Linked DNA regions of Mus musculus: region 1 is linked to region 2. A link is a contact called in ENCODE Hi-C or POLR2A ChIA-PET data. All regions are on one chromosome and are shown on one strand. The core of a region is the stretch at or near the end of the contact, and the rest is flanking DNA. Distances in the headings are between cores, read along the strand shown. Region 1 holds the start of Ston1 (stonin 1). Region 2 holds the start of Ppp1r21 (protein phosphatase 1, regulatory subunit 21).

Region 1 (5,233 bases), core at 2,507-5,006, 96 kb after region 2:
TCTCATGGGAGACAGACTGTATTAGTTCATGTTTCACTGCTGGGACAAAATGCCTGATGAAAATAATTCAAGGCAGGGCTTGTTTTGTCTTCCAGTTGTGAGGGTGAAGTCCAGCATGGTGGCAAGAGCATGAGGTGGCTGGTCACATTGCATTCACTGTCAGGAAGGAGACAGGTGATGACTGGTGGTCAGCTCATGTTTTTCTTTATGTTTTATATGGGACCCCAGCCCATTGATGACCCGCAGAGACCCTCTAGGTACCCAAGGAAAGCAGTGAGGTGTAGGTGACTGGAGCCAAAAGCTGATGACTTATTTTTGCAAGTTTAATTCTCTCTTGCTATTCTGTGCCCAAAAGTTTCTGGCTAATAACTCTTGAAGATAGACAGAGCTTGGGTTCTTTTCTCTTTGATTGATGGGCCTCTCACTGGCCAGGCCAGAGGCTTGGAGTTTGTTAACTCTTTGTGAGCCAGAGAGAAAAGAAAAGTAAAGAAGAGAAAGTCAGACACACAGACACAGACACATGCACCCTGGGTGAAGCAGAAAAGGGCTACACTAAGCCTTAATTTTTGCTTTCAGATTTTTATAGTGTTTTTAGACAAAAAGTCTTCTATGTAAGAAAAAAATTACCTCACAGATAAAATGTTACACAAAAAGGAAATTACAGAAGGATGTTGATAGTAAGTTCAAAGCAGTGTTTCATTCTATAAGCTCATTATAAGTTCAAAGCAATAGTTTCACATGGCCTTGTTTTATCATAGGGTGCACCTGTAGCTTCATCCCTGGACCTGACCTAGAATGCATGTTTTTCCTTGATCACAAGTCTGTCCCAAGTCTATTTCTCACCTTAGTGCAATTTATAAAAGCTCGTTGTATCCCTAATCTTGCAGCCTTTAATTACTTACCTACTATGATGAGGGGGCACGCTCTATTCTTGACTCTAACTTTATTACACCTTTCTGGCAAAACAACTAAAACCATCTCCTTAAACTTTATTTCTAAAATTATTTGAATCAAATCAGGGTTTCTATAAAGTCATTAATTCATCTAAACAGCATTAATTAATGAAAGCTTATCTTCATCTTTATCTACAGGAAATGTGCCCAATAGGGTGGGCTATCACCCAGGAAGTAATCACAGAAGGCTATAGGCAGTGAGGGTCTCCCAGTGTCCATTCACACCAAGTCACATAAACGAGGAGCGTGGTAATAACAAACATGAGAAAGTACACCAGTAGCAAGAAGTGATCTTGGGACTAAGTCTTTGGGACCATGCCTCGCCATAGTGCACCCATCACAGAGAGTGAGGCAACAGGCTGTCTCCAGGGAGCCCACTGCAGGGACCTAACTTGCTCACTGCAGCTCCTCTTGCATGCTGTCCACCAAGCACCCACATCTATGGCAGGTCTTTCTTCTTCACTGAAAAATTTCTAGAAATACTCTTAATAGCACATCAAGAGGCATGTTTCCGTGGCAATTGTAGTCCAGTTAAGTTGACAATGAAGATTGTTCATCCATCACAGACAGCTGGTTTTCCACTCTCCCCTCCCCCTCCTCTCTGTTCTCTTCTTTTACATCATCCATTCCTAAGTACTCTGCCTACATTACCTAGTCACCTTCCAGAGGCCCTATCTTCAAATACTATCACATTGAAATTAGAGTTTCAATGTATGAATTTTGTGGGTACGCAAACATTTAGCCAACAATGAAGAAATGGCCCTGAGGGGGATTCAAGCAACAGGGGTAAGCAACCCAGAAAGTACAGGGGTAGGGCGTGGCCCTGAGTTAGGCCGAGCAGAGACTGTTGCAGATGGGGCTTCCTTCCTCCTCACTATAAGATCCAGTGTGTTCTATAGGCTAAGGACAGAGGGGACGCAGGGAGGGAGGAAGGAAGGAAAACCTATAAGGGTATTTACTGTGAGGCAATTGACATGGGGTAAAAATTCATTTGTCTGCTCATTTACTTCAGTTTTAAAAGATGGTCTCAGTCTATACAGGTTAACGTAGGGAGCTCACCATGTGTAGTGCAGGTTAACCCAGGGAGCTCACCGTGTGTAGTGCAGGTTAACCCAGGGAGCTCACCGTGTGTAGTGCAGGTTAACCCAGGGGGCTCACCGTGTGTAGTGCAGGTTAACCCAGGGAGCTCACTGTGTGTAGTGCAGGTTAACCCAGGGAGCTCACCGTGTGTAGTGCAGGATACAGGGTTGCCTTGGGCTTAGATTAATCTTAGCCCTCTTAGGGGCTAAGATTTATGGAGGTGAGCAACCACGCTGGTCTTGGGAAGTAAATATTCATGTTACCATTGGACAGATAAGAAACTGAGGCTCCGGGCTTCCATTTTGCAAGTTTCTGTAGTGTGTATGATAGTGCTGAGTATCTCTTCAAATGTCAGGATGTGAGACATAAAAATTTAAGGCTGAGGGTACAACCCAACATAGCATAGGTAGGGTTATGAGTTCTACCCCTGGCACCACAACGAATCAGGATAACAATACAACAGCAAACAGACAAGCTCCCCTCCCCCTCCCCAAACAATACCATTTAAAATCATAATGCCCTACCCAACTCCAAAGTTTTGTTCCTGTGAAGACCCTTCTTGGGGGCAGTTTGGTTTGCTCTCTGCTCACATGTGAGGGGAAGGAAGAAGAGACTGTAACCAGAGCAAGGGAACGATAGCACCAGCTCGGCTACCCTCCGCTCAGTGTGGACTTGCGCAGTGGAGGCTGGACTTGCGCAGTGGAGGCTGGACTTGCGCAGTGGAGGCTGGACTTGCGCAGTGGAGGATGAACTTGCGCAGTGGAGGCTGGACTTGACAAAGCAGGAGCGGGTGGTCGATAGAAGCCTTGAATCGTTATATTCTAGCTTCATCAGAGTCAGCTCCTGCTCTCCCCTGGAGCCCAGGGCCCCGTCTCCAGAGCTGGTGTATACACACAGTTTTTAGGTAGCCCCGAGTTTTCTCAGGCAGGCACTGTGAAGGGTGTGCAGGCTATGCCATCCTAAAATGAGGATGCAAACTTAAACACTGTTCACATTCTCTCAGGTCTTGATGGGCAGTTGGTGGGACGCTTTTAGAAGCAGGCTTTGAACTTGGTAGGAGTCTGGTCAGAGAGCATCTGTCACTACTCTCCAAACCGAGGAAGTGGACAGATAAGGAAAAAGCTTTAGAAGAGAGTTGGGAAATGGGGAGGCTAATGGCCACAAGGGAGGGATGGGCTGGGGAATGGAGCTGAGACCAAAGCTGATAATTTTTGAGGCTGGGAGACTAGGCTGTGGTTTAATATTGTGCAAATGGTATTTCCTGTCACATGAATAAAATATTGCACATCTGTGATTGAATAGTATGGGGTGCGCAACATATGTGCTCATAAAACGGCCCGTGCTGCCTTGGCCTTGGAGTGACCTAGATGGGGGCAAGGCGCGCACATGCTCCTTTTGTTTTCGTTTCAAACTCTTCAAGGGAAAACTTCCCTGGGACTGGTCACCACACCATCACAGCAAATTTTTTTTGAGGGGGGGGGGCGGGGAATTCTTCATAATGCCCTCACTGTGGGCTTGGCTTCCTGAGTACCAACCCTGAGGGTCCCAGCCCTCCCAGAGCACACAGGAGAGGCTTCACTGAGGCAGCCAGGGTCCATCTGGTTACAAAGTAGCTTTGGAGGAGTCTGGAATGCAGGAATCTGAGAGTTCCTTATTTGGGAGGGCAGCCAATGAAGCCAAGCGGATATTGACCCTAAGACATTCTTTCTTTAGATTGTTCAGCATTGTTACAGAGCAAAAAGCCAGAGTCAGAGAAGTTCAGCCTTGGTAAGAGCCCAGAGGCTGAAGCGGGAGTCTGCCTGACCATGACAATGGGGTACAGCTGATAGCTTCCAGGGATGGACGGCTTCAGCGTCTGTCCTCCCCCAACATCTGGAATGTATGGAGGAGTATACATTAGGGACCATGTAAAAGGAGTCTGTTCCTCTCCACACACCGGCAGTGACGTGGAGACAAAGCCACAAATGATCCGGAATGTGGCTTTACCAGCTGAAGGCCCCCGAGTCGGATTTCAACAATCTTCAGGAGATGGTAGAGCTTTGTACATTCCTTCCTTGAATGGTTTCTGAGGAAAGGCCAAGGAAAAGGAAGCTGGGCTAGAAGAGCTGAGGGCAAAGAACAGCAGAATAGAGGGACCCTGGGCCGTGCGGAGGGGACGGAAGGACTGTGTAAGGAGCAAGATAGAATTTGGGCAATTGGTGCACCAAGACTGCTCTGAAGGGCCAGTCAAGTAGGGACAGGAAGCAGGTTGGCCTGAGTTAATAAAGGTAGTCTCAGAAGTGAGCCTAGCCTGATCGTGGCTGGACTCTTGGGGTTGGGGGTTGGGGTGTTGCAGGGGTGTCTGTCCCAGAGTTTGCCTTTCCTAAAGCTTGTTGGTCCAAGACACCTGTGGTAGGTGAGAAACAAACTCTTTCCAGGCTCACCCTTCTTTAGTTCCTGGCTCTAGGGAGGGACCTCGGCAGCTGGGAGCTGTTTCCTTGAGGAAGGGTGTGGCAGTGACAACCTCCCTGCCAGGAGGTCAAAGGGATCTTGGGAGTATTGGACTTTGGCATCTAACAGACCTGGTTTCAGCCAGGTTCTGCCTCTTGCGAGCTGCGTGACTTTTGGCAAGTAGTTTAACCTCTCTGACTCCTCTGAAGCGCCGGGTGTTAAACAAGACGAGACCTATGTGCAGCTGTTAGACAAGAGTTGTTGGTAAATGTTTTGTTAGTCGCACTTTCTTCTTAATGCTAAAATTCAATGACTCTTTGAACTGCATGTGTGTGTGTGTGTGTGTGTGTGTGTGTGTGCTTAGAGCTTTTAGAAAAAGGAGAAAAGTCCACTTGAGGTTATTTTATCAACAATGTATGGAGTTCTGTACTTTTTGCCGGATTTTTGTAGAAAAAGTAGAAAATGTCTTTACAAATGAGACAGGATCTCTGCTTGATAAAGCTGACTGAAAGAACAGGCAGTGTTTCCCTCTGACTTGAAAGTTTATCCTGGGATAGTCTTAGAGATGATGTTTCATAGTAGAGCTTCGAACCTGCAAGGCATGTGATAATGTTATTGTTGAAGGTAAGGTATTGTTGCTTTTATCTTGTGTGTGGGTTGTATGTATGGTGCATGTGTGCATGCCTACATGTTTATCTATGTGAGTGCTGGTGTCAGTGCCCTGTTTTAAGTGTGGAGGCTGGAGAATAACCTGGGTGGTCCTCGACTTC
Region 2 (4,740 bases), core at 658-3,157:
TCCATAATAAAGGTAATAATATTTACTTTAAAAAACCTAGAGAAATCAAGTTGATGCTCCTCTGTCCTGTTTCATTTCCTTCTTTTTCTGCTAGAGGCACCGAACAACCAGTGTTCTAGTTGTCTCTGTGTTTTTACTACATATTCATGTGTTTAAGAATAATGTTGGGCCGGGCAGTGGTGGCACACGCCTTTGATCCCAGCACTTGGGAGGCAGAAGCAGGCAGATTTCTGAGTTCGAGGCCAGCCTGGTCTACAAAGTGAGTTCCAGGACAGCCAGGGCTACACAGAGAAACCCTGTCTCAGAAAAAAAAGAAAAAGAAAAAGAAAAAAACCAGATGGCTCAGTAGGTAAGAGCACTGATCCTAAGGTCCTGAGTTCAAATCCCAGCAACCACATGGTGGCTCACAACCATCTGTAATGAGATCTGGTGCCCTCTTCTGGTGCTTCTGAAGTCAGCTACAGTGTACTTACATATAATAATAAATAAATCTTTGGGCCTGAGCAAGCAGGGACTGAGTGAGCCAGGCCAGCTGGAGTGAGCAGAGGTCCTAAAAATTCAATTTGCAACAACCACAAGAAGGCTCACAACCATCTGTACAGCTACAGTGTACTCATATACATTAAATAAAATAAAAATCGGAATAATGTTACTTCACATATTATGGAGATTATACACACACACACACACACACACACACAGTACATACTGTGTGTGTGTAGTCCAGACTGCTCTCAAACTTGACTTCCTCATGCCTCAGCCTCCCAAATGCTAGGACTGCTGGTATGACTAAACATGTCTGGCTACTTCCACTTCATAATTTTTAAGATTATTTATAGTATATTACAATTCACTATTTTTTTTTTAAAGACAGAGTTTCACTGGCTGGCCTGAAACTTAATATGTAAACCAGTAGAGATCCATTTGCCTGTCTGCCTTCTAAGTACTGAGATTAAAGGTTTATACAGCTGCACCCAGTGCAATTGACTTATTTAGCATAATGTTCATATGTATGTGTTTGTGTACAAATGTAGTTCATTAGTTTCAACTGTCATATTATGTCTCAAGAAACACATATCTTTCTTCATTCATATTATTCTAACAAGAAATACTTCAATGCTATACCTACATTAATCCTCAACAGAACTGTCAAAAATATTTTAAATGAAAAGGAGCAGTTTTTCATCATAAGGTATCTCAAGATATCTAGTCTAGCCGTTTTTTTTTTAAAAACAAAACAAAACATTAATGGTCTTTACATCTCAATGCGTGGTAGAAATTTTCAGAAACTGTATGTTCTTTTACGGCTTAAAATGTTCTGATAGATGAATAAGGGTCAGGGGCGGGCATGTGGCATTTGAGTAGAGAAAGGTCAATGACAAAACACAGAAGACAATGAAGGTTTTCTGATCTGAGAAGGGGAGAAGGGCAAACGGTATAAATATGTGCTAGGTTGGACGGTTTACAGTGTAGCACAAGTCTGGGTATCCAGATAATGAATGAGAAGGCGGAAAACAAGCTTCCAAGAAGCAAGCGACTGACGCTAGGCGGTTGCTATGGCGACTAGGGGACTGGGTAGCCAGAATTCTTGATGTTCTTAGAATGCTTCTCCTTGCATCCTCTGTCTCTCCCTTCGGTGTTCCATCCATTCCGTAGGCACTCATTCTCCTCCCGCTTGATTCTGGCTCGCCCGGAAACGGGTCGCCATCTTCCCGCCTCTTCCAACATGGCGTCTAGGGTCTCAGGAGGGGCAAAAGCACCGCACAGGCGGGTCCGTCGGGCCGCACATGCGCGAACCGGAGCACCAGAGGGCGGGGCGGTGATGTCAAGACGTCGCCCCGCCCCCGGTGGTCGCCCCGCCTCTGGTCCCGCTCCTCCTCCCTCCCGCCTGGAAACCCGGAAGTGGAGGAGGAGGAGGCGCGGCGGCGGCGGCGGTGCTGCAGAAGCTGGCTGAGCCCTGCCCGGGAGGAGCAAGTGTGGGGTTGGGGGCGGGGGGCGGGGCTCGGCAGCCCGGGCGGCCAGGCCTGGACGGGGCGGGGGAGGCCATGGCCTCCGCAGAGTTGCAGGGGAAGTACCAGAAGCTGGCTCAGGAGTACTCGAAGGTACCCATCGTGGGTGGGGGAGACAGGGGTTTCTGGCCCGGAGGCCTCAGCTGGCCGTGGCAGCGATTTGGGATGGTGGGGGGGATGCAGAGGGCTCCTCCTCTCCTCTCCACCTCCTGCTTCCACCATTACGATGCCTCCACCTGCAGCTCCATGGAGATAGGGCCGGGCGGTGTCTGGGTCCGTGTGCGTCTCTGCAGAAAGGAGCTGGAGTTTGAGTCTTCCTTCTCGCTGGACCAGCAGGCTTAGAAATGGAATGACAGAAATCCAAGGCACAGCTCTTGGTGCTAGCCTGAGGGGAAGGGAGGAATGAGGGACCACCCTATGCTCTCTGCTTTCTCAGTTCGCCCGATGATGGGGAAATCACCATCTCCTTTTCGCGAGGAGATGCTTTTAAAGTTAAAACGACTTATTTGCCACCACATCAGTTTGGGAGCGTAAACGGCCTCATTGGGATGGGTGCTTTGGAATACAGATGTTGTCGCCACTGATTTTGACAGCTTGGGTGGTGGGGCTGATGTCTTTTTCTCTTGCACCTTCCTTCCGTGGAATGGGGCAGTGCACACCGCAGGTTCTCCTTAAATACAGAATTATGCAAAACAGGGACCCGGCCTTCTGAAGTGTCAGTCTTTCAAATGGTGAAACCTTTTTCTTGGACAAGGGTGGTGCAGTTTCTGGGTAGGGTTTTCTGCCTGAAGAATATTCTAATGAAGTTATTAAAGCAGAATCTCACGCCTTTGAAAAGGATTCGGTAGTCGTGTTTAATTTCCAATTATCTTGGCATTCACAGAAGCAATGAAAAGATTTCGCCCTTTTTCTAATTTGAAAAAAAAAAAAACCCAAGTGTACGACATCCCCCTTTATGATTTTATTAAGCTTGTATTTGGGAAGGTAAAGTGAAATATAAAGAAATGATACTGGCACCTAAGCGTGCACCCTTAAGTCCTCAGCATCAGATGGGAGCCTTGATGGCATTCAGCTTATCACTCACCTTGTCCACTCCCTTTGTAGTTCCGTCTGAAATCCTCGTAGACTTCTGTGGCTCAGCGCCTGAGATAGTGCATTGTCTTTTGGGGGAGGATTCCCTTGTTTGGAACAGTTCCATATAACGAAGGAGGGTGGGTGGAGGATGGCAGTGCCCAAATTTGCCACTACTATTTTTGGTTGAAAATGTTTCATGCATATAAAGTAAGGGGCCCGATTTCCATCTCTGGAGGGTAAATAACTTTGAAAGTTTGGTTCCAAATGGCCAGTGAGTAGAGTTCCAGAAGGGCTCAGAGCAGTGGCCGTGTTGCGGGAATAATTATATCACCTCCTAAAGTAATGAAAGGCATGGAAAGGTTTTATTCTTTTGGGTATGTTAATGTGTTCAACAAACTCATGTTATATGTGCACCCCGCAAGCAGTGTGCCAGGCTCAGTTGAGAAAGCCGGAGTTCAAGCTGCACAATCACCTTTAATAGACCCTTAAATTAGCGTGGCCTGCAATTATGATACAGTGTAGCAAGTGATGGTCAGCGCAGCTCAGAGGAGAGGTCACTGGGGAAGGGGGAGTTCCTTACACTAGGGAGTAGGGAAGGGGATGAAGAGAGTGGTAGCTTTCCATGTAACTCGGTTAGCCTATGCTGGCTGTCCTGAAAACATCTTAAGATACATGGCAGGCAGAGTGTGGTGAAGGGAGAGTGGGCTAGATCATGAGGGCTGTGGATTTCAGATAAGATGTGTGCAATGGGAAGGTCAAAGAAACCCAACCATCCATCTGTCCATCCACCCGTCTGTCCGTCCATCCGTCTATCTATCCATCTATTTATTAGTGTGTGTGTGTGTGTGTGTGTGTGTGTGTCTCTGTCTGTGTCTGTGTGTGTGTGTGTGTGTGTGTGTGTGTGTGTGTGGGTGGGGTGGGGTGGGGTGATGGTGATGGCGAGGAGGAGGAGACAGCTTTTGGGGGTTGATCTTCTTCTTCTTCTTCTTCTTCTTCTTCTTCTTCTTCTTCTTCTTCTTCTTCTTCTTCTTCGGGGTTGATCATCATCATCATCTTCTTCTTCTTCTTCTTCTTCTTCTTCTTCTTCTTCTTCTTCTTCTTCTTCTCCTCCTCCTCCTCCTCCTCCTCCTCCTCCTCCTCCTCCTTCTCCTTCCTTCCTTCCTTCCTTCCTTCCTTCCCTCCTTCTTCTCCTTCTTCTCCTTCTCCTTCTTCTTCCTCCTCCTCCTCTTCCTCCTCCTCCTCTTTCTCCTCTTCTTCTTTTCTTCTTCTCCTCCACCATGTAGATTCCAGGAACTGTACTGAAATCATCAGGATTGGTGACAAGTGCCATTAATGGTTGAACCATCTTGTCAGCTTCCAAAGGTCTCTTTTACTGAGGGAGTAACATTACTCTTTGGAAGGAAATTGGTAACCATATGGTAGATAGGCTGGAATAGAGATGTTCGGTTGTTGGACTACACTGGGAAGAAAATGTAGGCTTAAGTAAGTAAAGTTGGTATCTGGAGTGGAGAGGAGAGTTCAGGAGTTTTGGTTTAACAATACGTTTTTTTTAGCTTACCGGTTTTGAGAGCCTGCTTCCTTCATACCACTGGGCTCAGGAAAGATATGAACAGGGTATAAACTGTTTGTCCTCAGGTCTCTTCAGGACTTGGTAACT

What was found. Hi-C counts contacts between places; a loop is a spot of excess contacts on that map. ChIA-PET counts read pairs that join two places held with the same protein, here RNA polymerase II (POLR2A).
Region 1: POLR2A ChIA-PET joins it to region 2 with 49 read pairs in Patski. The contact joins the promoter of Ston1 here to the promoter of Ppp1r21 in region 2. A Hi-C loop is called at or near these places in 7 of 37 maps with a recorded cell type or tissue (CH12.LX, Patski, T-helper 1 cell and 4 more). POLR2A ChIA-PET finds 5 or more read pairs at or near these places in 1 of 5 experiments (Patski).

What each region holds. Positions count from the first base shown.
Region 1 is chr17:88,622,799-88,628,031 of GRCm38, forward strand. Ston1 (stonin 1) reads left to right here and starts at 3,757. Exons shown (of 4, transcript NM_029858.2): 1 at 3,757-4,064. It overlaps Gm31704 (predicted gene, 31704), which reads right to left and starts at 2,701. Exons shown (of 3, transcript NR_166677.1): 1 at 2,558-2,701.
Region 2 is chr17:88,528,217-88,532,956 of GRCm38, forward strand. It overlaps Ppp1r21 (protein phosphatase 1, regulatory subunit 21), which reads left to right and starts at 1,908. Exons shown (of 22, transcript NM_028658.4): 1 at 1,908-2,102. The coding sequence starts at 2,046.